7 separate regions of the Homo sapiens genome follow, and regions 1, 2, 3, 4, 5 and 6 are each linked to region 7. A link is a loop called in an ENCODE intact Hi-C map of the cell type or tissue named here. Cell type or tissue: endothelial cell of umbilical vein. All regions are shown on one strand.

Region 1 (4,000 bases), 130 kb before region 7:
TTAGTTATTCTTTAAGTATTTGGTAGAATTCAGCAGTGAATTCTCTGCTGAAAGACTTTTTATTATGGCTTTAATCTTGTTGGTTGTTATTGGTATGTTCAGGTTTTGGATTTCTTCACGGTTCAATCTTGGTAGATTGTACGTGTCTAGGAATTTGTCCATTTCTTCTAGGTTTTCTAATTTATTGACATACAGTTGCTCATAGTAGCCACTAAATATCATTTGAATTTCTGCAGTATCAGTTGTTATTTCTCCTATTTATCTCTGATTTTATTTATTTTTGTCTTTCTCTTTTTTTTCTTTTTTTTAGTCTGGCTAAAAGTTTGTCCATTTTGTTTAACTTTTCAAATTTTTCAACTTTTTGTATTGTTTATTTCATTTCAATTTTATTTATTTCTGCTCTGATGTTTATTATTTCTTTTATTCTACGACTTTTGGTTTTGGTTTGCTCTTGCTTCTCTAGTTTTTAAGAAGTGTCGTTAGGTTGTTTGTTTGAAGTTTTTCTCTTTTTGATGTAAGCACTTATTGCTATAAATTCTCCATTTAGTAATGCTTCCACCGTATTCCATAGGTTTTGGCATGTTGTGTTTCCATTTTCATTTGTTTCAATAAATTTTTCAATTTCCTTCTTAATTTCTTCCTTGACACACTGGTCATTCTAACACATATTATTTAATTTCCATGTGTTTGTATAGTTTCCAAAGTTCCTCTTGTATTGATTTCTAGTTTTATTCTATTGTGGTCAGAGAAGCTATTTGGTATAATTTCAATTTGAAAAAAAAATTTAAGTCTTGTTTTGTGGCTAGCATATCGTGTATCCTTGAGAATGATCCATGTGCTGAGGAGACGACTGTGTATTCTGCAGCCATTGCATAAAATGTTCTATAAATATTTATTGGGTCCATTTGATCTATAGTGCACATTAAGTCCAATGTTTTTGATTTTCTGTCTGGATCATCTGTCCAGTGCTGAAAGTAGTGTGTTGAAGTCTCCAGCTATTATTATTGTATTGGGTCTCTCTCTCTCTCTCTGTCTTTAGCCTTAATAACATTTGCATTACATATCTGGGTGCTCCAGTGTTGGGTGCATATATATTTACAATTGTTATATCTTCTTGCTGAATTGACCCTTTTATCATTATATAGTGACATTCTTTTTCTCTTTCTATGGTTTTTGTCTTGGAATTCATTTTGTCTAATATAAAGATATCTATTTCTGCTCTTTTCTGTTTTCTATTTGCATGGAATGTTCTCTGTTATTATCCCTTGAATAAACTTTCTATCTTTATCTCTTTCTTTATCTCCTCCTTAAGGCCAATGACTCTTATACTTGTCCTTTGGAGGCTCTTTTTTAGATCTTGTAGGCATGCTTCATTCTTTTTCAATTCTTTTGTGTTTTGTCTCTTCTGAGTATTTTCAAATAGCCTGTCTTCAAGCTCATTGATTCTTCTGCTTGAGAGACTTTGATACATTCTTCAGTATGTCAGTTGATATTTTAGCTCCAGAATTTCCGCTTGATTTTTAAACATTATTTCAATCTCTTTGTTAAATTTATCTGATAAGATTCTGAGTCCCTTCTCTGTGTTATCTTAAATTTATTTGAACTTCCTCAAAACAACTATTTTGAATTATCTGTCTGAAAAGTCACATATCTTTGTCACTCTGGTATTGGTCCCTGGTACCTTATTTAGTCATTTGGTGAGGTCATGTTTTTTTGGATAGTCTTGATGCTTGTGGATGTTCATCAGTGTCTGGGCATTGAGGAGTTAGGTATTTAATGTAGTCTTCACAGTCTGGGCTTGTTTGTACCCATCCTTCTTGGGAAGGCTTTCCAAGTATTCAAAGGGAATAGAATGTTATGGTCTAAGTCTTTGGTCACTGCAGCTGTATCAGCACTAGGGGGCACCCTCAAATCCAGTAACATGGTGATTCTTGCAGACTCTTCGACGTACCACTTTGGTGCTCTTGGAGAATACTTTGGATTACCAGGCAGAGATGCTTGTTCCCTTCCCTTATCTTTCTCCAAATGGAGTGTGTGTGTGTGTGTGTGTGTGTGTGTGTGTGTGTATTGAGCTGTCTGGAGCTGGCAGAGGGGTGACACAAGCACCCCTGTGGCCACCACCACTAGGATTATGCTGGGTCAGATCTAAAGCCAATACAGCACTGGGTCTTTCCCAAGACCCGCAGCGACCACTGCCTGGCTACCGCCAATGTTCACTCTAAGCCCAAGGGCTCTTCAGGCAGCAGGTGGCAAATACAGCCAGGCCTGTGTCCTTCCCTTTATGGTGGCAAGCTTCCCACTGGCCCAGGGTGGGTCCAGAAATGCCTTCTGGGAGGAAGGACCTGGAGTCAGAAATCTTAGGAATCTACATGGCACTGTATTCTGCTGCAGCTGAGCTGACACCCAAACCAGAAGACAAAGTCTTCCCACTCTTCCCTCTCCTCAAGGAGAAGGAGTCTCTCCCCCTAGTCACCACTGCCCCAGGCCTGCAGCGAGTACTGCCTGGCTACCACTGATGTTCACTCAAGGCCCAAGGGACTTCAGGCAGCTTGTAGTACATGCTGCCAGGCCTGGGTAGCAGCTCCCTTCAGGGCAATGGGCTCCCCTCTGGCCTGGGGCAAGTCCAGATCCAGGAGCCAAGGCCTAGAATCCAGGACCCCAGGAGTCCGCTTGGTGCTCTCTACTCCACTGTAGCTAAGCTGGTACCTAAGCTGCAAGACAAAGTCCCCTTTACTCTTCCCTCTCTTTTCCTCAGGCAGAAAGTCTCTCCCCACAGCCATCACAGCTGGGAATGTGCTAGGTCAAACCTGAAGCCAGCAGAGCACTGGGCCTCACCCAAGGCCTGTGGCAAGTACTGCCTGGCTACTCCTGGTGTTTATTCAAGGCCCAAAAGTTCTTTAGTCAGGAGGTGATGAATTCTGCCAGAACTGGGTCTTTTTCTTCAAGGCAGCAGGTGCCCTTCTGGCCTAGGGTATGTCTAAAAATGTCATCTGGGAGCAAGGGCCTGGAATGGGGTCCTCAGAACTCTGCCTGGTGTCCTATTCTGCTGTGGCTGAGCTTGTATGCAAGTTGGAAAACAAAATCCTATTTACTCCTCTCTCCTCTCCTCAACAGAAGGAGGGAGTCTCTCCTGGAACAGCGAGCTGCACTGTCTGGTGTTGGGGGAGGGGGTGAAACAGGCACTCCCTTGGCTGCTCCAGCTGGTGTCTCTCGAGGTCTTTTGCACCCCAAGTCCATTGGCTTTGAGCCCAGAACAGCATCAGGACTTGCCCAGGAATTTCAGTCCCTGTGGTCCTACGTTTATTTAGATCCCCAGAGCACTTTAGTCCATGGTAGTGGGATGAATGCTTCCCCTCTGGCTAAGGCTGGTCTAAATGCTCCCTCTGTGGGCAGTGGCCGAATTCTGCCCTACGTTGCTTGTCACTGTGACAGGCAACACTGAGTTCCAATGCAAAGTCCCACAATGACTGTCCTCTCCCTCCCCCAAGCATACAACATTCTCTCTCTGTGCCACACAGCTGCTGCCAAGGATGGGAAGTTGTGTCAGCAATTCAAGACTGTCTTTCCTATCCTCTCCAGTGCTTCTTTCCTTATATGATGTTAAAACCACTATCATTGCTCACCTGATTTTTTTGTTCTTATGAAGGTGCTTCCTTGTGTGGACAGTTGTTCAATTTGGTGTTCCTGGGGGATGGGAAGATTTCTGGAGGGTTCTATCTGGCCACCTTGCTCTACCTCCCCTCCTAAATCTTCTATTGTTTAAAATAGAAGTGTTGTTACTTTTATTTTACAGATGAAATTACAGACTCCCTAGATTAAGAAGTGCTGGAATCAGAAATTGAACCTGAATATTTTTAAATTCTAAATCTAGTAGTCAAATCCATATTTTAAACTACTGTTTTTGTTACATGATTGGTCGTTTTTGTAAATTTATACCATCTATACTTAAGAAAGAAAACAAACCTATCATGACAACAATACAAAGAAAATAGGATGACAG
Region 2 (4,000 bases), 470 kb before region 7:
GTATAAGGTTTATTATTAATAATTTTCAAAATAACTACAGGATTTTTATGATTGTTCTTTATGTGATTACTGAATACAAAAAGATTTCCTGATACTGTATATATTCTTGTTGCAGCTATGGATTAATGGGTTTACTTTTGCCAAGAACACTAATTAATTATTTTTTGGTCTGTAATATATGGCCTGCATGATGTTCATTGTTTATTCATGTTTATTGGCCGGCATGGTGGTTCACACCTATAATCTCAGCACTTTGGGAGGCTGAGGCGGGAGGATCCCTTAAGCCCATGGTTCAAGACCAGCCTGAGCAACATAGTGAGACTCTGTTTTTACAAAATATTTTTTAAAATTACCCGGGTATAGTGGCATGTGCCTGTAGTCCCAGCTAACTCAGGAGGCTGAGGTGGGAAGATTGTTTGAGCCTGGGAGGTCGAGGCTGCAGTGAACCATGATTGTATACTTGCTGTGTTGCCCAGGCCACTGTATACCAGCCTGGGCAACAGAGCAAGACCTTGTCTTAAAAACAAAACAAAACAAAACAAAAGGTTTATGGAGATAGGACCAATATCCAGAATCTAGTTCAAGAAGCCAGAATAGGCTACAGTGGAGTTGGAGAATGGGAGATAAGAGAGCAGGGATCAAAAGAAGACATGAAAAGAATCACCAGGAAAAAGATAATGGAGGAGAACTTAGAAAAAGTGAAATAAGACAAGTAACATTCAACATACAGTACTTAGGGCTATAGAGGAATTATAGGTGTGGGGAAGAGAAAGGAAGTAAGCGGGAAAAATAACATGTTTTGGCAGCTTCAAATTTAAGTGGGTTGATTACAGAGATATTTTAAAACATTGTTAGCCACTTTGGTAGGTATTGCCATTTTTTTCAGATATTGATAAGTAAAATACTATTTTTATATTTTAATAGCTAAACATGCTTTTGCCATTGAAGAATATAGCTTTTCTCAAGCAACATTGGAACAGGTACTATAAAGTTAAATTTTTAAAAATTATTTTATAGAAGAAAGTATCTGATATCGATTGTTTTGGTTTATATTAGAGAGGGAGAGATATCGTAAACCAGTGACAAATTGGTACAGAATGATCTTAAACTTGGTATAATTTTAATCAACCTTAGGTTCTTCACTTACTAATTTTTTAAATTTTATTTTTTAAATTGATATTATTTTAAATTGACAAATCACACTGTTTATTGGGTACAGTGATGTTTTGATACATGTGTGCAATATGGAATGCTTAAATCAAGCTAACTTTCATTTGCTGATTTTGAATATCTGTTTTTTTCATTTTGTAAAGAAAGTGAGTCATGATGGTGGTGTTTCACATTAGTGTATTTGAAATTACATTGTTTAAGTAGTTATGAATTATTTTTTAAAAAACATATCTATTAATCTAAAATAGTATTCATCTTTGCATGTAACTTTTGAAAATAATCTGTTTGAATAATGTTAATGTTAATAAATCTCTTGATACTTGTTGATATAACTAGATATAGCCTTGTACCATTTCTGATTTAGTTAAAAGTTCTTTGAGGTACTTGAGATACAGCATACTGTATTCATTTATTTCTTTTCACCTAGGTTTTTGTAGAACTCACTAAAGAACAAGAGGAGGAAGATAATAGTTGTGGAACTTTAAACAGCACACTTTGGTGGGAACGAACACAAGAAGATAGAGTAGTATTTTGAATTTGTATTGTTCGGTCTGCTTACTGGGACTTCTTTCTTTTTCACTTAATTTTAACTTTGGTTTAAAAAGTTTTTTATTGGAATGGTAACTGGAGAACCAAGAACGCACTTGAAATTTTTCTAAGCTCCTTAATTGAAATGCTGTGGTTGTGTGTTTTGCTTTTCTTTAAATAAAACGTATGTATAATTAAGTGAAGCTGCATGTTTGTATTGAAGTATATTGAACTATATAGTTTGTATGTCATCTTTTTCACCATTCAGAAACAGTGCTTCTGAATTTGTGATTTAAAGGAATTGTAATAGAATAGTTTTATTTTTAAGTTATCTTTAAGTTTATGCCATCTTCTTAAATAAGTACGTAATGTTCCAATCTAAATAAAAAACTAATTCATAACTAATGCATAGAAAAGATACATAAAGCAATGTGAAAGTTTCTTGCTTCTCCTTTTTAATTTCTAAAAAAGCCACTTTGAATGGAAGTTGTCATCCGTAAAAGCTGAAGTGTAAGCACTAGGAAATCTCAATATAGAGATTTGAGGAAAGTTATATCCACTAGGTGGCAGTCATTGATCATAATAAGTGAAATGAGCCCTTGTTCTAGTACATGATTTTAGGCTTAGGTAATTAGGTATGTGAAATTACATTTCTTTAATTTAAAGTAAAATTCAGAAGGTTTTAGTTATTATAATTAAAGGAAGACTGTGTGTAGAATCTTACGTAATAGTCTGATTCTTTGACTCTGTGGCTAGAATGACAGTTATCTATGGAGGTGGTAGAATTAAGCCATACCTTTTCCTTCATCACTCTTGGAACATATAAATTTTTTGTCATCTTCCTTGCAAAGGGCACATTTAATTTTGTTCTTGAATAAAATATTTTATTGGGTATTTGTTTTTATTGGTAAACTTTAGTGAATCTCTTCTATAAAATTGTAAGTAGATCAGTGTGTAGATTTATTTAGTAACTTACCTCATTGACTTTGGAACATGGTAGGATATGAATAAACTCTTTCAAGGGTTAAATTAAGAATTGTAAGTGCAGTGCGCCTATTTCTTTTTAATAAGAACCAGAATTTCATTTTTGATAGAGTTAAAGGCATGGCTAATATTTTCTTAGAAATACTTCCTTGTACAACCCATGTATTGGCTCAAGGTATAAAATAGTGTAAATAATGCTAGTTGACATTACATTTCAACCAAATGAAAGTATTAACTTCATAAAACAAATATATTGAGAGTGTGATTATTGTATTAGACAACAACAACAGCAATGACAGAAGGATTTGGTACTGAATTACTTTAAATAAGCAAAACCTTTCAGTGGCATTATTCATTCTTTAATGTAGGCAAAATTTAATGAACTTTTAGCTTTATTGTGTAATAAGACATCTGTGATTTTAGGCTCTAGCAGTGGATTTAAAAGTGTTCTTTCTCGGTACAAAGTACGTGGCTGATATTTTCCCCCATTGCTGGGGGCAGTTGCTATACACTTTCCTAAAGTATATATAATGTTCACATAAATACCCAGGGACCTCTTTTTTGGGATGTGCTTTTGTAATTATGTGTAACCTTGAATACTTAAGTTTAGTAAAAGCAACAAAATTATATCTATAGTTTACTAAGGCAGTCACGAAAAAGCATAGTTTTTTTTAGAACCTGACCATCCTAAGAAAGTTATGTCATCTGAAGATAGAGCATGACTAATGAAGAAAATTACCTGCTTTTGCACGTAGATTTGGTAACTTTCACTTTACATTTGTGAATGTGTAATTGGTGCAAAGTAAATTTTTTTTCCTGCAAAGTGAAAGTTGAGTAGTCACAATCATGTTATTTATTTTGTTCATTTAGTTACTTTGCTTTTAATGTATATGAATACATGCTCTTGTAAACAATTTTAAAAGACATTCAAATTTTTTTTTAGTTTTTATATACTCAGAATATATTTTGGTTGTTAAATTAAATTATGTTCCCTTTTTCACAGTAACAAAATCTGACTCAGGAGAAATATAACTTAATTCTTAGGAAAACAAGGGTAAGTGAGCTGGAAAGCAAAGGAGGCAAAAAGTGAAATATATTTATTTACAGTGTACAGTTCATGTTTATGAACATACTAATTTTAAAATGTCTTAAATTACTGATCTCAAAACTTTTTTCTATGTCAGTACAGATAAATAAATAAATATACATATTAGGCAAAAGCAACATCACCAACCTTATATTTCCCATTCATGGTCAAATTTTCAAAGGAAAGTAAAAGCTGAGCTTTACTGAGTGAGTGTTTACTGACTAATAAGGC
Region 3 (4,000 bases), 460 kb before region 7:
CCCTTAAAGACCTAAAGATGCAAGTGGGAGGGGGATGGTCTTTATAATATTTCCGTGTTAAATATACTAATCTTGGTCCTGCAAAAATCCAGTTCTAGAGGAGGATATTAGTCTAGAGCAAATTCAGCCAACTGTTGGCTTCAGTTGAGTAGATTAACCAGATGTGCTATCTTTGCCAGAGCTGATTAAGAAGAGCTTCTGTCATGTGGTATACAGCCACTGATTTGGCAAATGGCCCATTTTCCATTCCAATCAGAAACATTTTGCATTGATCTGGAATGTACAAAAGTATACATTTTGCTCTGCCCTAAGGCTACGTTTAGGGTTTTCTTTCTCTCTGCCAATAAATTCCAAAAGAGACCTGGATCAGCTGGTCATTTCATAGAACGTAAGACTTGTCGACTCCATTGATGACATCATGAATTAAATGAGTAAGAAGTGGCTAGTATATTGGAAGCCTTGGTTAGACATTGTGCTACAGAAGGAGTATATCAAAATCCCATGCCATTAATATTTGACCAGAAAATAATAACTTTTGCCATTTCCTCTTCACTATCCAAAATATACTGGATTTCTCCTTAGGAAACTTATTTTGCACTGAAGTGATTTGCTATTGTTTAATACAGGGTATCTTAACCTTGGTACTATTGACATTTTGGGCTGGATAATTTTTCGTTGTGAGAGACTGTCCTGTGTGTTACAGGGTATTTGTAACATTCTTAGCCTCTTCCCACCAGATGCCAGTAGCACACTCTCCCAAGACCAAAAATGTCTCCACACTTTGCCAAATATTTCCTGAGGGAGGGTTGGGGTGGGGGTAGGGGGAGGAAGACAAAATTACTCCCATTTGAAAATACTGATTTAATGCATTGATTTGGGTTGAAAATTGATTCATTTATCCAAAGGCGTCAGTGGAAAAGTTTGTTTTAATTATTTTCTGTAGTTTTTCCATACACAAGTAATGTTTCATACTCAGTGCTGAAAGGAGGTAGATTCTTGATTCTGGTTCACTCAGATTGAGGTAGTAGGGAGAAAATTTCGATTCTAATCTTGTAATAAATACATTCTATCAGTTTCATAGACTCTGTCTGCAGACTTATTCTCAAGGTCTTTGTGCATATTTGAATGCATGTCTTCTTTCAGTGCTGTTTTCAGTTAATCTTAGGTTGTCTTTGAATATTATGTGAACTATCTTCTTACATGTGAAGTTACTTATTTGCTATTCTTAAGTCATTTCTCAATGGGGTTCCCAATTTGGGACTACTCACTTTGGGCAGGGGGGATTTACAAGCCTGCATTATAAATATTAGAAGTAGGTGCCCTGGATAAAAATAAACTGTTTATAAAGACAGTGTGGCCGATCCACAAGTTTGAATAGCTTTGCTTACATTTTGAAGTTCAAAGAAAGAATCTTTTCAAAAAATCCTACTACTATTTGACTTGGCCATATATATATAGGTATTGTAAGATGCAAACCCAGGATCTTATCTTTGTCCTCATGGTTATTCCCATGCAGCTGAGGATACAAAACCTATACAGCAGACAACTGAGACAAAAGTTGAGAACTGAATTGTATAGAAAGCCACTGGAAGTTTTCTTTTGCCTAGTTAAAGCTCAAAAGAATTTACAATGTACAATTTAAATTCAGAGTTGTAACTGTGCTGGGGGACAATGAATTTTACACTGAAATGTGACAGTGTCAAGATTATTTAAAAGTATTGCATCTCTAACTTTAAAATTAAGGTTTTGTTTTTGTTTTTTTTGTTTTCTTTTTTTTAAATCTCAGTAACCATGAGAGATACAGTTTCTAATCCTGCCAGGTGGAAGCAGCACAATGCAAGGTGTGGGTGGGTGCCTAGTAGAAATGGGACAGAAAAAGAGTGAAACTCTGACCACCAGATGGCAGCAGAGGCTTGTGCCAAAGGGATACCTTTCTGGTCCCAGAAAGGGGTGGGGTAAGGCCGCTTGAGTAGTGGCAGTGACAGCAAGGCAGTCTAAGAAGCCAGAACTGAATGAACTAAGAAGCCAGAGCAGAACTCTTCTGAGCCAGAGTCACCCAAGTGCTAGTTCATTTGAGAAATGGTGAGGCAGTAATAGAGTTCAAGAGGTTAGAACAAAGTAAGAGGGGTGAGCCAGAGGATACTCCTAGCCATTCAACAAACTTAAAGAAGGCAGAACAGCTAGAGGTTGAAAAGGACAGGAATGGTTCTTAGATAGGACAGGACAAGAACCTGAAGTTAGATTGTAATCACCGGTTATAAATCCCTCCTTTGGTCTCTTTGAGGAGCCACAAAATAGGAAACGTTTCAGGCACTCTCCAAATGGCACAGAATCTAGTTATCTCTAATATTGAAAGTAAATTTTATTGATAACTGGGATAACTTGGAGGGAGATGGGCAGAGATGGTTAAAGGAAACCTCCAGAAATGGTGTTGTTTATCGTCTTTTTAAATAAAGATGTAACCATAGTCTCAAATCTAATTTTTTACTTCTCATTTCTTTTGCTTCAAAAGGGAAAACCAGTGATAGTCACATCCTTCAGAAAAATTAGTTAATTTTTTTCCTTAAACAAATCATTACTTAAGAATTTAATTGATAATTCCCACTGGGAGAAAGCATCAAGATGAGCAAAAAACAAGTGGCATTTTATTTGGAATATTTAAGAAGTAAAACAATTCCAATTGTTAGAAGAGACTTGACGTATAAGAACTAAGCATTAAAAATGGTAATTAAGATTAATTGAAGGTTTACTCTGTGAACGCCATTGTTTCATTGCTCTATGCAAATTTTGTAGAGCAAAAAATTCATTGACCAGCAGCATCAAAATTAACTGGGGAGAGTGATGCCAGCAAGATGACATAATAGAAGGTAACCCACTCATTACCCGCCACCCCCCATAACAACAATAATTCTGCACCACCACAGACCAAAGTCTCTGTGCAGGAGCCTCAGGATTCAGGTATAAGATTGTGAAACCCCAGTGGATCCCAAGACCTAGAGGTTGTTTTGAGAGTGCAGACTAGCACCCTAGTGGCTGATCTGCTGATTTTGCTTCTGGGTTCAAGCCTGGAAATGGTTCCATTCCCCAAGGAGCTTGGCTAAAAACTCATTTGGTCTTGAGCCTACAACCAAAACCATCTGCCAAGGAGTCCAGAAAGAATCATGTACACTAGTGCCTCAACAGAGAGCCTCCTCTGACTGCTGACAATGAATCTGAAAGTTGCCCTGTGACTTGACTTCAGCCCTTCTCTGCTAAAGTCCCAGCTCAGAACTGCTCACACAAGGACCTAGAGTGAGACTCGCCCATGTCTTGCATCCTGGGAGTCTGAACTTCCATGTTGTGCTCTCCAGCCTCTGTCCCATAATAGATCCTGAGGGAAGCCAGCCTCAGTTCTGACCCCTCTGCAGTCAGGGAACTAGCCCATCTGTGCAGAGACTTGCTGGGAGATGCACACTCATCTGAGCCAATAAGATAGGCTTGCCAGCTGCCTTCTGCAGGAGATCCAAGGGTCCCCAGTCTCAGCCCTGGCCTCACCTGCTACAATCAATGAACTACCTCACCTGTCCAGGGACTGTAGGAGATGGACATCCATCTTAGCTACCAGAACAGTCTTCTGGGTTTAGGTTTCTGGCCAGATTTTTCATACAACCTGGGTACCCTTCTTTGGTCTTCCCCAGGTCTATCTGGGCTAGAAAGCTGCATAAATCTCAGAGCTCTCCCAAGACTCATAGCAAACCTGGGCTTAGCATGCCCTTTAATGCTCTAATGCTGAGACAGCTGTACTGGTCTTGGGCTCAGGGAAGACAACAGTCAGTCTCCTTAGAGTCTGTGGAAGATCTCCTGAAGAAGAATGGATATAAACAAAGCCAGATTGGGGAAACTAGAATAAATGCCTAATCCGTCAATGTGCAGACATTGTCACACATCCACAAGCATCAAGAACATTTAGGAAAATATGACCTTACCAACTGGACAAAATGAGGCACCAGGGACTGGCCCT
Region 4 (4,000 bases), 620 kb before region 7:
CGGGACGCTGAGGCAGGAGAATTGCTTGAACCCGGGAGGAGGAGGTTACAGTGAGCCATTATTGTGCCACTGCACTCCAGCCCAGGGAACAGAACTAGATTCCATCTCAAAAAAGGAAAAAAAAATAGAAGATTAGATACGATGAGTATTCCTTAAAGTCAAGTGCTTTATTGAAACCAGTTTAGGCTGGAAAAAGTAGCAAATATCCAGATGACAGTATATCATATTAAATTACAAGCAACTATTTCATGTAAGTTAGTAGATATGGTCAGATATTAACAAAGAAAAATAAGAGTTTCAGTTTAAAGCATATTTGATCTTCTTATAATTTATACCTTGAACACCAAATTAATATACCAAAAAAGCAAAGTAATCAATTTCAGATTAAGGGAAAAAATTAGGTTCATTTCATGGGAAATTGTCCCTGCCTCATATCTCAGAGTAAATGAGCTTCTCTGTTATTTCAGCTCCAATTATGATCATCATTGTTTTCATTCGGCTGAACAGTTAGATGATGGTTAAGACTTAAGACGTTTCAGCTGATGGGATACTATTCATTGTGATTTAGGCTATAAATACCGTGAAGCATTATATACAATAAAAATTCAAGCGAATGTGAATTTGGAGCTCCGCTTTTCCATTTGAAGACTTTGGTAGAGATTTAGTAAAGTGTCAAATACCAAGAACATATGCTTGGAAGATTTTGTTTTCCTGTACTGTACTCCGTAGAAGCAGATAAATTGACACAATGCTGGCACTTGCTTCCATCACCCATTCTGGTTTCCATTATCTTCTTCAGTTGTCCATAGATGTAATTTGACTACACTATAGCTATATAGTTTGGCCATAGTTGTGAGGGGATCAAAGCACAAGCTCTGAAGCCACACTGCCTGGGTTGGACTCCCAGCTCCCAAATTGCTAGTTCTGTCATGTCAAGCTAAGCAAATCACTTTCTATGCCTCAGTTTCCCCACCTGCAAAAAGTTGATGACAATAGTACCTACCCTATGGCGTGGTTGAGAAGATTAAGTGAATTAATTACACTAAAAGCACTAAAAAGAGTGCCGGGTACAAAATAGTGCCTGGTGCATATGTACTTAAGAGCTATTAGCTATTGAGGTTTTGGCTATTATTATTGGTATTAAATTTCCACACATTGGCTTCTTTCTTGAGAACAAAGATATAGTATTTGATATGGAAGAAAATTAGGATGTAAGAACATGTGTCCTACCAAATGATAAAAGAAAATCTTTTCTTCTTTTTTTTTTTTTTTGAGATGGAGTCTCACTCTGCCGCCCAGGCTGGAGTGCAGTGACCCGATCTCGGCTCACTGCAACCTCCGCCTCCCAGGTTCCAGCGATTCTCCAGCCTCACCCTCCTGAGTACCTGGGATTGCAGGCGTGCACCACCACACACAGCTTAATTTTTGTAATTTTAGTAGAGACAGGGTTTCACCATCTTGGTCAGGCTGGTCTCAAACTGCTGACCTCAAGTGATCCGCCTGCCTTGGCCTCCCAAAGTGCTGGGATTACAGGCATGAGCCACCGCGCCTGGCAGATAAAAGAAAATATTTTAAGACCAGAGATAAGAAAGCTCTGAAATTAGAGAACTGTTAACACCAATGTGAGGAAATATTAATAGAAATGCTTAGTCTAATGAAAGGGGAAGGGAGAAGAATTTTTTTTTTATTGAGGGAAATCAAAACACTGTTGGATGCTTGTGAAGAGGAAATGGAGGCCATCTGGAGAAAACAATTCCATTCCACAGTGTGGAATGAATTTAAAGGACAGCTGAATAGCCTGGACATGCATTATATAGGCCCTCGGCCATATAATGTCGTAGATTAACAAAGTGAACAGCAGGGGGCGTAGTGGTGGTTAATGAGAGATGGTAAGAGTTGCTCAGCTTCAAGGATCGGTGTTTATACTGGCCAGGCGTGGTGGCTCACGCTTGTAATCCCAGCACTTTGGGAGACCGAGGCGAGAGGATCACCTGAGGTCAGGAGTTCAAGACCAGCCTGGCCAACATGCTGAAACCCCGTCTCTACAAAAATACAAAAATTAGCGGAGCATGATAGCAGGTGCCTGTAATCTCAGCTACCCAGGAGGCTGAGGCGGGAGAATCGATTGAACCCGGGAGACGGAGGTTGTAGTGAGCTGATACTGCACCACTGCACTCCAGCCCGGGCGACAGAGCAAGACTCCGTCTCAAAAAACTCTCTCTCTATATATATGTGTGTGTATATATATGTATATGTGTATATATATGTGTGTATATATACGTATATGTGTATATATATGTGTATATATATATGTGTGTGTGTATATATGTGTATATATATGTGTGTATATATGTGTGTATATATATTCACACACACATACACATATATGCGTGTATAGATAGATAGATAGATAGATAGATAGATAGATAGATACAGATATAGATGACATTATTTTGGTCTTTCCAACCATTTGAGTACATTAGGACCTTAAGATTCAACATTCTTCCATTTTATTTATTCTGGCTATGTATTTCTTACACCCATTAACTTTTTTTTTTCTTTTGAGACTGAGTTGCCCAGGCTAGAATGCAGTGGCATGATCTTGGCTCACTGCAACTTTCACCTCCCAGGTTCAAGCCATTCTCCTGCCTCAGCCTCCTGAGCAGCTGGGACTACAGGCGCCTGCCACCACAGCTGGCTAATTTTTGGTATTTTTAGTAGAGGCGGAGTTTTGCCATGTTGGCCAGGCTGGTCTTGAACTCCTGACCTCAAGTGATCTGCCTGCCTCAGCCTCCCAAAGTGCTGGGATTACAGGCATGAACCACCGTGCACTACCCCATTACCTTTTTATTAATTTTTTCCTTGTAACCATTACTAGTGGTTGCTGCCTTTTCACTAGTTAACTTGTTAATTAACCAATTGGTTCAATTAAAAAATTTATGTTAGGCATTGTATGTATTTATTTATTTTTTAGAGATAGGGGTCTTGCTATGTAGCCCTGGCTGGTCTCACACGACTAGGCTCAAGCAGTCCTCCAGCCTCAGCCTCCAGAGCGGCTGGAACTACAGGTGTGTGCCACTGCACCTAGCTGTTAGGCATATTTTTAAAATATGTTTTCCCTAGTGGCCTGGATACCTGATGAATAAATAACAGAGAGGTTTAGGCATGTATTAAGGATATTTTATTATTATTTAAAATGGAGAAATTCTTATTAAAGATTTATTCATTGAATATTTGTTTAAAATAATTGTTTATTATCTATCCAGAATGATCTGCATGGATTGTTTGGGATTAGAGGTAAGAAGAACCAGAAAACAAAGAAAAATTAGATAATTTTGTATTAGCTGAAATATTTACCTTCCATCATAATGAGTTAAAAAACATACATAGAAAATAACTCTTCTTCCTTTATCAATATTAAGAGAAATCCAGATGTGAAAGCTATCCTGTAAGAATCTGCAGGATTTCAAAAAGATATTCATAGACTTATATTGAAGCTTTAATATATTCAAAAAGACTTTAAAGCCCAACCTACAGGTAGCATGCTCTATTGCTTTCTTTCCATAATATTTTTATCATATTCTTGGGTTCTTATAGACTCTAAAGTTAAATTTTTGACTTGACTAAAAATGTTACATTTAACCCCTTTTAATTTAAATCTTTTAAGTTTAATCTAACTTTAACTTTTAAATAGTACATTTTTAAGAAATTTATGATCAGTGCTAGTTTTGAGTAGATCATAAGTGAAGAAAATTAATTTTTTTTTTTTGAGACGGAGTCTCGCACTGTCGCCCTGGCTGGTGTGTAGTCGCGTGATCTCGGCTCGCTGCAACCTCCGCCTCCCGGGTTCAAGCAATTCTCCTGCCTCAGCCTCTCAAGTAGCTGGGATTACAGGTGCTCACCACCACACCCGGCTAATTTTTTGTATTTTTAGTAGAGATGGGATTTCACTATGTTAGCCAGGCTGTTCTCAAACTCCTGACCTCATGATCCACCTTTC
Region 5 (4,000 bases), 270 kb before region 7:
GAAACAGATATAGACCAACACACATAGCTAAAAAAGGATCATATGATGAAGATGACATATAACTCTTTTAAAAAGGACTTATGTGTAGTATCATAACTAAATAATTAACTAGGTTCTTATCACTGGGTTTCAATTGCATTGTGCTGTATTTCCAATTCCCGAATGTGGTCACGATGACCACATTCAAAAAAACTTTGTTTTTTTATGAGCAACATTTTGGGACTATCTTCTTCCACATACCAGCAACAGAAGGTAAAAATATGATATGATCTTGCTCCTGTTGATGGAAGCTAGTTACCTATTCCACATCACCTACTATTTATTTATCACTGTCACTAAAATTTTAACATGACTAAACTGTTGGGCCATTCATAAAGTAATACAGGCTTTATCACTTGCACTAGAGTGTGGTAAACTTAGATTCTCAATTATAACTGGAATTGATGTTACAATTCTGTCTTGGTAGACAATGTGCATATTTTAATATATGCAGATTAATGGACAAAGAAAATCAGGATATTTAAAAACTAGGAGAAAGAATAAATGGAATGCAAGCCAAATAACAGAATTAAGTATTTCAAACTGTTTGTGGATGATTGATCTGTGGTATAACATCTACCAGTTTGTTTCCTTTTTCTCTTATTGCTATATAGGAATGGCTCTTTTCATTTCTTCTGGTACTGTTTCTGTACCTATTTTTCTCCAATTTACATCAAGTTCATGACACTCCTCAAATGTCTTCAATGGATCTGGGACGTGTAGATAGTTTTAATGATACTAATTATGTTATTGCATTTGCACCTGAATCCAAAACTACCCAAGAGATAATGAACAAAGTGGCTTCAGCCCCATTCCTAAAAGGTATGTTCCCTGGTTGTTCATAGTAATTTCCTTATTTGCAAAAGGCACAAATTCATTTTGAGATTTCCTTCATAAATTATGTTGAATGTTCAAGTTTCTAGAGTTTATTAACAACATTAACGTATATTCCTTCCAAGTCTCAAAATTTTTTGTAGTTTGTTCACTAGTGTCCCATTTAGGAAATTCCATATTAAAAGGGTTATCTTCATAATTGTACATATCAAAATGAGATAGTCCAGGGTTATTTAAATGTATGTTTGTGAAAAGATTCTGGAAACATTGGACTGTAGTGACAGCATGATTTTTCAAATACATACATATTAAGAGAGAAACTATACATCATTTTGAAAACCCATGGGCAATATTTACAATGAAAAGAGGTGACATGTTTCCTTGTACCACAAAGTATATATGTGGGTGGGACACAAAGCTCTAAAAGCCACAAGATTGGCGTGGTTTTTCCTGTGGGTGTAGGAAGAGAACAAAGAGAAACAATAAGGTATCTGATGGTCCTGAAGAAACTTCTTTAAGAGTTCATAATTACCCACCAGAAAGCAGAGAGGGCCAATTTGAGAATCGCAACTGAAACCATATTCAGAAATTTTATTACTAGTATAGTTTTGGAATGCTATTGAAGCTGTTAAATGTGTAAAGTGTGATAGACCAAATAAGTAAGTATGGAATAGTCTCATTCTCTCACCCATGTGTCCTTAAAACTTGGGAGTCACACTATGGAAGAGAAGGTCTAGGGCAGGACATTTACAAGGTGAAGAACCTTGTCATTCCAGATAGCTTAGAGACTAGCCATCAAGACCTGATCGGTTATGCCAAAAGAACTCAGCAGCCAATGTGGCGTAAGTCCATGCTTTCGTCAAGTTATTAAATGAAAAATATAACTAACCGTTTTACCGTTAGAGGATGATACAGGTTGAGCACCCCTAATTCTAAAACCCAAAATCAGAAATGCTCCAAAATCTGAAGCCTTTTGAGCCTGACATGATGCATAAGTGGAATATTCCACACCTGACCTCATGATAGGTTTGACTCTGTGTCCACACCCAAATCTCATCTTGAATTGTAATCCCCACATGTGGAGGAAGGGACCTGTAATCTCCATGTTTTGAGGGAGGGAAGTGATTGGATCATGGGAGCAATTTCCCCCATGCTGTTCTCATGATAGTGAGTTCTCACAAGATCTAATGATTTTATAAGGGGTTTTCCCCCCTTTGCTTCCTGTCTCTCCTGCCACATTGTGAAGGTGCCTGCTTCCCCATCTGCCATGATTGTAAGTGTCCTGAGGTCTCCCCACGTTGCAGGAATCAGGAGACCAGAAAGACCATATGGGTGGAACAGGAGGATTTTATTTAGGTGGCCACTGGCCCAGCAGATTAATATCCAGAGGCTGAGCCACGAACAAAGACAGGGCTTGACTTTTATTCATGCAACTGAAGTGGGGTGGCTAGCCAGTGGCGTGAAATTTGCAGGATGGGGAAAGTGAGAACAGAACAAAGGCAGTTAATCAAACTGTGACAGGTTTTGCAACTTAGGCATGTCTTGTGACCTTTGCCATCCTGCACAAATGGGAAAACAGGAACTTACAAAATCCTTGCAAACTTGCAGAAATAGTTACAAAAGTAATTATAAGAGCAGAACAAAGAATGATAGCATGGGGAGAGAATTTCAGGCAGAGACTGATAAGAACTTGTTTTTCTCCTCCCTGCTCTTGGAATCCATTTCTCTGGGGCCCCTGCCTGGCCTTGCAGATAATGTTATCATAGCTCCAGCTGCACTTTGGAGTGAGTCAGCCTGGTCAGGGAAGGACTTGTTTTCTCTTTACTTGTTTTTCTTATATTTCCTGCTTCACCCAGCCATGCAGAACTGTGAGCCAATTAAACCTCTTTCCTTTATAAATCACCCAGTCTTGGCTATGTCTTTATAGCAGTGTGCAAACAGACCAATACACCTCATGTGATCGGTCACAGTGAAAAAGCAGTAAAAACTTTGTTTTATGCACAAAATCATTTAAAATATTGTATAGGCTGAGTGTGCTGTAATTCCAGCACTTTGGGAGGCTGAGGTGGGCGGATCATCTTAGGTCAGGAGTTCTAACCTGGCCAACATGGTGACACCCCATCTCTACTAAAAATACAAAAATTAGCTGGGTGTGGTGGCATGTGCCTGTAATCTCAGCTACTTGGGAGTCTGAGGCAGGAGAATCACTTGCACTCAGGAGGTGAAGGTTGCAGTGAGCCGAGATCGTGCCACTGCACTCCAGCCTCAGTGACAGAGTGAAAGTCCATCTCAAAAACACAAACCAACAAACAACAATTATATATATATATATAAAATTTTCTATATATATAAAATTTTATATATATATATATATATATATATATATATATATATAGTATAAAATCGCCTTCAGGCAATGTGTATAAAGTGTATGTGAAACATAAATGAATTTCACATTTAGACTTGGGTTGCATCCTCAAGATTTCTTATTATGTGTATGAAAATATTATAAAATCCAAAAAGAAATTGAAACCCAAAATACTTCTTGTCTTGAGTGTGTGATAAGAGATACTCAGCCTATTGTGATGAGTTCTTATTATGGAAAATAGCAAATAAAGAGAAAATACAAGCACATATCCCACGTGAACTATTGCACAACCAAATAGATAATAGAAAATATTATTTTATAAATGTTTTATATTAGTAGATGAAAAAGAAATGATAGAAATAAAACATCACCATTTTGAAACTCCCATTGAATTAATGGACCTAGGCACTGAGGGTCAACAGCTGGAATATCTCAAAAAGAGAAACAACTAGAAATTATAAGCCTCTCATAAAACAACACATCAACACCTATCGGCTGGCAAAAAAGGATTAGACCTGAGTCTGGTTAAGCCTCTGGATCTAGCTGCTGGATTGTAGGAAATACCGAGGACAAAAGAACTTGCTGAATTGCACCAGGAGGGTGCGCTTATATGGGTTAAATGGCCTGGGTTAGATCAGTAACAGTCAGCCATTTACACTACATATTTTAGAATAAACAAAGTCTCTTAAGGAAACACTATCTAAATGCAACAGTTTTATTCTGTCTTTGGAAATTTGGCTACATTGACATCACTTCCAA
Region 6 (4,000 bases), 190 kb before region 7:
GGCAGAATTTCCAAAATGGCCCAGTAGAGATCTGCCTCCCTAATCTCTGGACCCTAAGAATATGACACAATATTGCTTCATTGTCTCTGTTATATTTCATGACACCTTTGACATTAGGAAAAGAAAGATTATCTGTGTGGGCCTGATCTAATCATCTGATGCCTTAAACGTAGAGAGCTTTCTTAGAATAGTGGCAGAAGGGGAAGTCATAGAGATTTGAAACATGAAGACTTGTTGCTCTGTGTCTGTTTTTGAAGATGGGAGGGTCATGGGGAAGGAAGGTGGGTGTCCTCTACTGTGGTAACTTAAAGAAAACAAACAAAAGAAAAAGAAAACCCTGAACTGCCACAGACCACTGTGAGGTATTAAGATATAGAGATTGTTGAGATTTAGGGGTTGGTTACAACAGATAGTCAGCATTACATCGACTAGTACAGTAGTTCATGCCAAGAAAACAATGAAAGCAAAAACCTAGGGTAAGAATCTCTCAAGCATGCAGGGCACTGATGCAATTGCAATTGAACTGTTCCATGCTTCCTATTGCCATTCCTTACCTGGTGCAGAACTCTGCAAGAGTGATCCTTCCTACTGTCTTCCCACGTGTTTATCTGTGTTGACTCTCTGGCTAGTGGATACTTCCTTCATTCTCAGTGTATTCACATTGCACCAACCTGAAAGTGTCTAGCCAAGCAATAGTAACTTGCCTATTACTAGTGCTAAAATAAATTATCTTCTTGTTTTGATTTACTGAGTTATATTCATGGAAATTGCAAAGCAAAAGAGTGGAAATCTTGTGCTAAAATCACTGTCTTGACCGGGTGCAGTGGCTCACACCTGTAATCCCAGCACTTTGGGAGGCTGAGGCGGGCGGATCACGAGGTCAAGAGATCGAGACCACCCTGTCTCCACTAAAAATACAAAAATTAGCTGGGTGTGGTGGCGCGCACCTGTAGTCCCAGCTACTTGGGAGACTGAGGCAGGAGAATCGCTTGAACCCAGGAGGCGGAGGTTGCAGTGAGCTGAGATCCCACCACTGCACTCCAGCCTGGCGACAGAGTGAGACTCCATCAAAAAGAAAAAAAAAGTCACTGTCTTGAAATGAAACTCTTATCATAAGTTGGTGGAAATATTTTAATGTCTCCTCCAAACCCCTCTTCGGACACAATCCAACCCAAGACACAATGCCTTTGGATGAGTTTATCCTTTAACTTAATATAAAAAAACTAGGAAGGAATATCTCCACTTAGATTAAAAGTTATATTGCATGAATGTTTGGAGTATTTGAAATAGAAGGTAAGAATAACTTATTTTGAAGCCTCAATAAATGAAAATATTACAAGGATTATAAAGAAATAATTTTAATGATACTTAGTTTATTCTTATATGAGATGTGAGTTTCTCAACAGTGGCACGATTGACATTTTGTATTGGAAACTTCTTTGTTGGAGTGGTGGTGGGGGAGGCTGTCCTGTGAATTGTAAAATATTTTGCAGCATCTCTGCTCTCTTATCCACCAGATGGCAGTACCACTCCCCAAGTGTGACAACCCAAAATATTTCCAGAAATTTCCAAAATCTCCCCTAATCCTCTAGATTTATATGTTATTTAAACCAACTGCTCGATAATTTTATCTTTAGTAAAAAAATGAGGAATTCAGAACAGTTGATCTCCTTTATTTAGAAATTTTGGGTTCTGTGCTTAGCACATTCGGCCAACCTGCAAAAATTGTCCTTTGAGAACAAATCTAGTAAATTAGCAATACAAATGTTCAGTAATTAATAGAAATATCTATAGACATTGGAATACATTTTGTTTGACGTTCACGTCCCTTTGAATATTTTCAAGACGGCACGGGCCTCAGTGATGTCACATAATAATCTGTAGATTATTTCTGTGAGGGAAAATAAAGACCTCAACAAACTGTAGTATATACTGAATCAGCAAAACTTCTGACAAAGCAAGTGTGGCAAAGACTGTTGAAAATAAAATGAAGTCTCTCTTTCTGGGGTGGCACCGTAAAAAGCCATTCCTTGGGTTGTCTTGACAGGAAAGGTTAATGCTGAAGTGGATGTGTTAGCTTACTGGGAAAAAAAGACCTTGACTCAGCACCGACTCCTCACATGAACCCTGGGAGTGCATTTAAACCAGCGCTACACAATAATCTTAGAATTCTTGGTGGAAAAGGACCTCGAAGGCCGGACACACACCTGTAATCCCAGCACTTTGAGAGGCTGAGGTGGGAGAATTGCTTAAGGCCAGGAACTTGAGACTAGCCTGGACAATATAGCAAGATCCCATCTCTACCAACACACACACACACACACACACACACACACACACACACACACACTCACACACAAACACCTTTTTAATTAGCTGAGCACAGTGGCATGAACATGTAGTTCCAGCTACTCGAGAGGCTGAGGTGGGAGGGTGGCTTGAGTTCAGGAGTTTGAGGCTGCAGGAAGCTATAATTGCACCACTGCACTCCAGCCTGGGCAATAGGTGAGACTCTGTCTTTTAAAAAATAAAAATAAAGGACCTCAGCGATCCTACTGTGATTTGCTTGTTTTACAAATGTAGAACCTGACAAATTTCATTACTTGCTCTTAGAGAATAGAGAGACGTTTATCTCAGGTCACAGTAAACTTTTGCAGACTTATTTTTGGGAAATGCACTATAGAATATAAACTCAGTTTTAATATCTCTTTACATATAATAAAATATAAGATTGTAACTAGAGGCTGGATAATGGCTTACAGTTCTTCCCTCACTAATAGATGCATAGTAAATCATAATGAGTTTGACCAGGAGAAGAGTCTCTTTTATGATTGGCTTAGTTTGAATTTTTACCCTTCCCTGTATAGGTTCATGCTTTCCTAGAACCACACTGCCCAGTCCTTCATTTAGGATCCTTAATGCTGAACAAATTTTAAGGTGGAGCCCATTGACTGACATGGTTGAGTTCAGGAAGCAATGAGCTGAAAATGGTGGAAAAGACTGTCCTATTAAAAAAAAAAAGGATGGAAAATTTAAGCAAAAATGTTTCTATCAGATAATGTGGATTTCATATTGTCCTTTTTATTATTTATCTTCTGCTAAACTCATGTGTTATTCTAACACTTTGAGTAGCTCCATTTGCTAAATATTTGGTTATTATCTCACTATTTTGAAACTCTGTCTTGTTAATTATGTCATTCATTTTAGATAATCAAAAGAGAACTTACAGTTTCAAGGCCCATCCATACTTTGACCTGCCTTCCAACCCTAACTAACTTCATCTCCTTTCTTTGTCACTTAAACTATATTTTCAAGGTCACATTTTGCCTTCCCCCAAACCCATCCTAAACTCCCAAACTCAAGTCTTGCAGTTTTCCACTTTTCCAGTCGGAGCTGAGCATTGCTGGAGAAAATCATTTATCATGCTTGCCGAATGCAATAGATAGAACAGTGTGTATATGTATTTAATTTGCATCTGTCAATATACTACAGGATTAATGTCCTTGGGGATTCAAGACACATGAAAATTGTATAGGTAATGTTGTTTTGGCTTAGAAAAAATAAACTCTACATTCTTAAAAAATGTCCCATGTTACATTTTTCTCAACTAGGATTCTGATTAAATTTTACTCCTATTATTCAAATTGAAAATCTTTCTCAACACCCTAGAGAGTAGGTATTCTACGTTGCTAATCAGAAGACTGATATTCTTAAAGCTCAGCTGAACATGTGTTAGGTTTATGAACACTAAGTAATAAAATAAAGGAACTATGACTTTAAAATATGTTTCCAAAGAAAGTCTAGACCACAGCAGGATTCTAGGCAGATACCTGGAGTTTCATGTGCTGCAGGCCAAACCAGCTATTCCCTCCTGCTCCCACTCCACTACCACAAACTAAGGAACAATCTTCTCAAAGACAGTAATTGGAATTGATTATGCACCTCCCACTAAAAAAGCAAGCAGGCCAGGTGCAGTGTCTCACAACTGTAATCCCAGCAC
Region 7 (4,000 bases):
CATTGGTTTCCTCATTGTGAAAAAGAAATAACAAATGTGTACAATAGGGTAATATGCAGAGACATGGGCATTCGGGTCCAGGAGCCTTTCCTAATTACAAAAATTAGCCAAGCATGGTGGTACGCATCTATAGTCTCAGCTACTTGGGAGGCTGAGGTGGGAGGATTGCTTGAGCCCAGGAGGTCGAGGCTGCAGGGAGCTGTGTTTGTGCCAGTGAACTGTAGCCTGGGTGACAGAGCAAGACCCTGTCTCCAAAAAACAAACAAACAAACAAACAAACAAAAACAAAAAAAAGTCATGTCTTTTAGGAGGGCAGTTGGAAAGCTGAGTCTGTTTAGCCTAAAAAAAAGGGAATTAACATTAAGACACGATCATAGCATTCAAACATTTGAAGAGATGTCATGTGGAGGAAGGAACAGACCTCAGACAGAGGAACTGAAGAGCACAGGATAGATCCTGGTGTCCTGAAAGACAGATGTGTCTAATGACATTCAAATAAAAATGCTCAGGTGGCAGGTGAGAGAATTGGATCCCTGCCAGGCCATCGACACACACTTCAGTAGACTCAAGAACACTGTGGTTCAGCGTATGAACTCTGGGTCAGCCAAACATGGCTCAAAACAAGCCCCCTGTTACCACTACCACTGCTTTTGAGCTGTGTTTCCTTAGACAATAATCATTGTCCTTAACCTTTGTTACTTAATCTTTCTAAGCACCACCTTCCTCAGCTGCAAATGGGAGATAAAGACAGCACCTGTCTCAGGTGCTCGTCGTAGGATTCAATAAGATAAGGCATGTAATCTGTTTCACTCATTGTTTGGCACATGAAGCCCCAGGTAAATAATCATTAAATGAATATTCCTTTAATGAATGGATTTCATAAAGAAAGTACCCAATAAGCATTATTAGCAATGATGTCAGTAGCACAACGAAAACAACAAACTCGCCATGCAGATATGAGGATGAAGTGAAAGACGGGTGAATGTACTATTGACCCCACCGAGGTTTGCAAATAGGTGGTGTTTCTCTTATCAGTCAGAGAGATAACAAGATCAACTTCTGCACCGGGTAAAGTTTGGACCAAATGTCCTCAAAAATCATCTCCAATTCTTAAATTCCGTGAAAATCAGAAGTGTCTAATAGTCCAATTGTAGAAGTCAGGAAGTTTCTATTCCCTCAGGACAGCAAGAAAGGTCATGGAGCTGCAATCATAAAGCTGTTTGTTTCCAGAAAGGAAATGAAAAGTCCTTCTCCCAGTCCCTATCCCAACTTGTTATTTACAACAACATAAAAGTGCTTTGTTTTTGTACCTTTCTCTGAAAGAACGTGGCCAATCGTCTCTAAAATTCTCAGAGTGTACATATGAGATTTCTTTTGCTTGTTTATTTTTTTCCCAAGCCCTCCCAAAGAAATGCCCCCAAGGACTGCAAGAATCTTCAGGATATGAATTATAGTCTTTTACAATATTTGGTCTTCTTCCAGTTCTACTTGGAATCTTTGACCTGAATGTGAAAAACACAGAGCCCTTGTTTCCACTGAGATGCAGAAAAGGGTTTTCAGATTGTGCCACCTTCTGGCCAAATTTGGAAACCAAAGTGACAGATTTCCTTCATGCCTTCCCAGCAGTGATTCTGCCCCACCAGGGAAGTGGGGCAGGAAATGTCTGCCTGCTGGGCCTCCCCGGAGGTATCATCTTGAACTAATTCAAATTAAACCATGGGACAGCTTCAAAAGCTCATTGCTTATGTATTTAGAAGCACATGTTTGTACTAAAGAGCAATTACTCATGGTGCTCTGATGTAGGTTCAACCTCTGGAGTGGGAAATCAAATCGGGAACTTTCTCAAACGCTTTTAGCTGCCAACCTTAGCAGATGTGTAAATCAGTTGTTGTTCAGTTGCCTGAAACACTCACAGCTACTTTTGTAACTCTAATAAAGAGAGATTAAGAAAGAGAGAACAAAGATCCAGGATCTGAAATCCCTGTCTACTTATGATGACTGAAGATTGATACAGGATTCGTGCAAAGGAGCCACTCTAGAGAAACCCCTTCATCTATAAAACTCATCCGAGTTTTGGGCCCAGACCCCTATGCAGAACTCTTTCTATGAATGAGACACCAGGATGCCTCTCGTGCCTCTGCTTTACGCACAAAAAAAAAACAGAAAATGGAATGATCTCCTTGATGTGTTTTCCCTAGAACCCACATCTTAACCTAAGCCAATATCTGTGGGAAAGAAGAGGCAAGGAAAGACTAACCCAGGTTATAGAGTCCCATAATTAACAAAGTTTCAAAAGAACCTAGATTAAATCATCCATTCCAGGCCTTCCCAGGGTGAAATAGAGAAGAAAGAACGCAGGTTTACCCAGGAGGGAAACAGCCCCATATCTACCTAGTAGTGAAGCTTCATGGAAGATCAAAACCTTAGGAGGCAGAGAATGCCAGACTCTGAGCCCCACAGTATCAAAGCAATGATGAAACCTAAGTATGTCTCATCAGCAGGTTCAGTTCAGCTCTGCGGCCCTGGCAGGCCCTGAAACCTCCTTCTCTAAACAGTGCCTCTCTTAACAAGAGCAGGGGAGAGAGGGATGCTTGAACATACTTTATTCTTCCTGGAGCTGGCGTATTTCACCAGAACAAAATTCATCAGCATTTTTTTAATCTGAAAGAGCTTGGGTTTATAACACACACTTACAACTAATATCCAAAAGTTTGCCTTCCAGGTGGTTGAAATATCACTATGCTGGTGGTCTATTCTAGACATAGATAGCTGACATAAAACACACACTTCCAAATATGCCTAAGATTTTTTTGAGAAAAATATTTTCAAAAACTATTAACCATTTCAAAAAAACAGGGAAATGTCTTGTGAATTGGCTATTCTCTATGAAACACATCAATACAGACGGTTTTTAAAGGAACATGATCTGAAAACACATAGGCTTAAATATGTACCTGATTTGTTATGAGGTGGATCCTTGGACTTTGTCTATTACTTAACACATTTTTTCATTAAAACCTTAATTTGTAGGCTTTTTGGGGACTAGATGTCTAACAGGAGAAGTTGGTTTTAACGCACAGGTTGAAGTAACAGAGCACTTCCCAAAGTATGTTCTTTGGGACACTAGTCCCTCAAGATGTTTGGCAAAAAGGGCATCTGTACCCAAAATTTGGAGAAATGTTTCATGTTATATATGTCTTCTAGGAGATTCACAATGCACATGAGCTTATAAAGAATCTGAGAAATTTGGAAGTAAAGGAATAACAGATTAAATTTGCTTAACTTCAAAATGTTCAAACTTCATTGGCCAAGGAATACTTATATAGAGAAACATCTAATGAGATCTCAAGGAGCTGAACACATCACAGGAAATTCTGCTAATACAACAAGCAGATATATGAGGTTTTCATTCTTATTGATTATGACTTCCCAGAACCAGGAGAAACAGGCCTCAACACTGAGACCAATGCACAATTGCTCTACAACACCAAAAACAACTTTCTATGGCAGGAGAACAGAGAGGAGACTGAACTAATAGGTCCTTGAACTGCTGAGGGCCTTTATAGACCATTTTCCTAAGCCTTTGCCCATAAAAACTAAGTTCCAGGAAACAACAGCACAGCTTGTAGTTATGACAACAGGAATGAAAAATCAGCTTCTTCATAAATCATTTAGGAAGTGAATCAACCAAGCCATATTTGAAGAGCTGGATTCTAACACAAATCTTGTCTTCACCTAAATCTCATAGGATTATTCTTCCAGAAAGGGTTGGATTTCTATTTCTTCTCTGTAAAATCAGAAAACATGGATTGCAGTATCTTAGAAAAACTCCTCTGCCTTAAGAAGTTGTAATACTCATGAATCATAAAAAAGAAATCAATCATGTTTTCTTTTTTGCTGCCTTTCCTAGAACTTTAAACTTGCAAGGAACCTCTTTGTATATTCTCTATACTAGACGTAACTACTTTTTATTTCTGGGTTACTGGCATAGGACATTGTA

Evidence for each region. Hi-C counts contacts between places; a loop is a spot of excess contacts. Peaks named below come from ENCODE experiments on the same cell type or tissue, not always from the same donor. Only the 100,000 strongest peaks of a DNase experiment are listed, where the experiment ranks them.
Region 1: it touches region 7 in a loop (10-fold over the local background); 35 of 110 quality-filtered maps call a loop at or near these places.
Region 2: it touches region 7 in a loop (4-fold over the local background); 102 of 110 quality-filtered maps call a loop at or near these places.
Region 3: it touches region 7 in a loop (9-fold over the local background); 103 of 110 quality-filtered maps call a loop at or near these places.
Region 4: it touches region 7 in a loop (4-fold over the local background); 12 of 110 quality-filtered maps call a loop at or near these places.
Region 5: it touches region 7 in a loop (7-fold over the local background); 17 of 110 quality-filtered maps call a loop at or near these places.
Region 6: a loop joins it to region 7, with 12 times the contacts of the local background. A loop is called at or near these places in 86 of 110 quality-filtered maps.

Annotation. Positions count from the first base shown.
Region 1 is chr17:68,909,801-68,913,800 of GRCh38, reverse strand. The region is part of intron 17 of ABCA8 (ATP binding cassette subfamily A member 8); the gene reads left to right. Among named protein-coding and RNA genes, the nearest start is that of ABCA8, 44 kb to the left of the region's middle. In endothelial cell of umbilical vein, a CTCF peak has its summit at 1,922 (motif pointing right); no DNase peak of the experiment used is centred here.
Region 2 is chr17:69,245,242-69,249,241 of GRCh38, reverse strand. ABCA5 (ATP binding cassette subfamily A member 5) reads left to right here. Exons shown (of 39, transcript NM_172232.4): 38 at 925-980; 39 at 1,598-4,000. The coding sequence ends at 1,705. Among named protein-coding and RNA genes, the nearest start is that of PRO1804, 12 kb to the right of the region's middle. In endothelial cell of umbilical vein, a CTCF peak has its summit at 2,230 (motif pointing right); a DNase peak (open chromatin) is centred at 2,251.
Region 3 is chr17:69,233,551-69,237,550 of GRCh38, reverse strand. It overlaps PRO1804 (a long non-coding RNA gene), which reads left to right and starts at 2,539. Exons shown (of 1, transcript NR_130736.1): 1 at 2,539-4,000. It also overlaps a transcript of ABCA10 not described here. In endothelial cell of umbilical vein, a CTCF peak has its summit at 1,903 (motif pointing right); a DNase peak (open chromatin) is centred at 1,930; H3K27ac peaks cover 227 bases.
Region 4 is chr17:69,392,759-69,396,758 of GRCh38, reverse strand. No RefSeq gene overlaps it. Among named protein-coding and RNA genes, the nearest start is that of MAP2K6, 20 kb to the left of the region's middle. In endothelial cell of umbilical vein, a CTCF peak has its summit at 1,861 (motif pointing right); a DNase peak (open chromatin) is centred at 1,848.
Region 5 is chr17:69,046,144-69,050,143 of GRCh38, reverse strand. It overlaps ABCA9 (ATP binding cassette subfamily A member 9), which reads left to right. Exons shown (of 39, transcript NM_080283.4): 3 at 654-861. Among named protein-coding and RNA genes, the nearest start is that of ABCA9, 13 kb to the left of the region's middle. In endothelial cell of umbilical vein, no CTCF peak of the experiment used is centred here; a DNase peak (open chromatin) is centred at 2,483; H3K27ac peaks cover 3,034 bases.
Region 6 is chr17:68,969,835-68,973,834 of GRCh38, reverse strand. No RefSeq gene overlaps it. Among named protein-coding and RNA genes, the nearest start is that of ABCA8, 16 kb to the right of the region's middle. In endothelial cell of umbilical vein, a CTCF peak has its summit at 1,516 (motif pointing right); a DNase peak (open chromatin) is centred at 1,504.
Region 7 is chr17:68,775,156-68,779,155 of GRCh38, reverse strand. No RefSeq gene overlaps it. Among named protein-coding and RNA genes, the nearest start is that of LINC01482, 150 kb to the right of the region's middle. In endothelial cell of umbilical vein, a CTCF peak has its summit at 1,591 (motif pointing left); DNase peaks (open chromatin) are centred at 1,555 and 3,575; H3K27ac peaks cover 1,538 bases.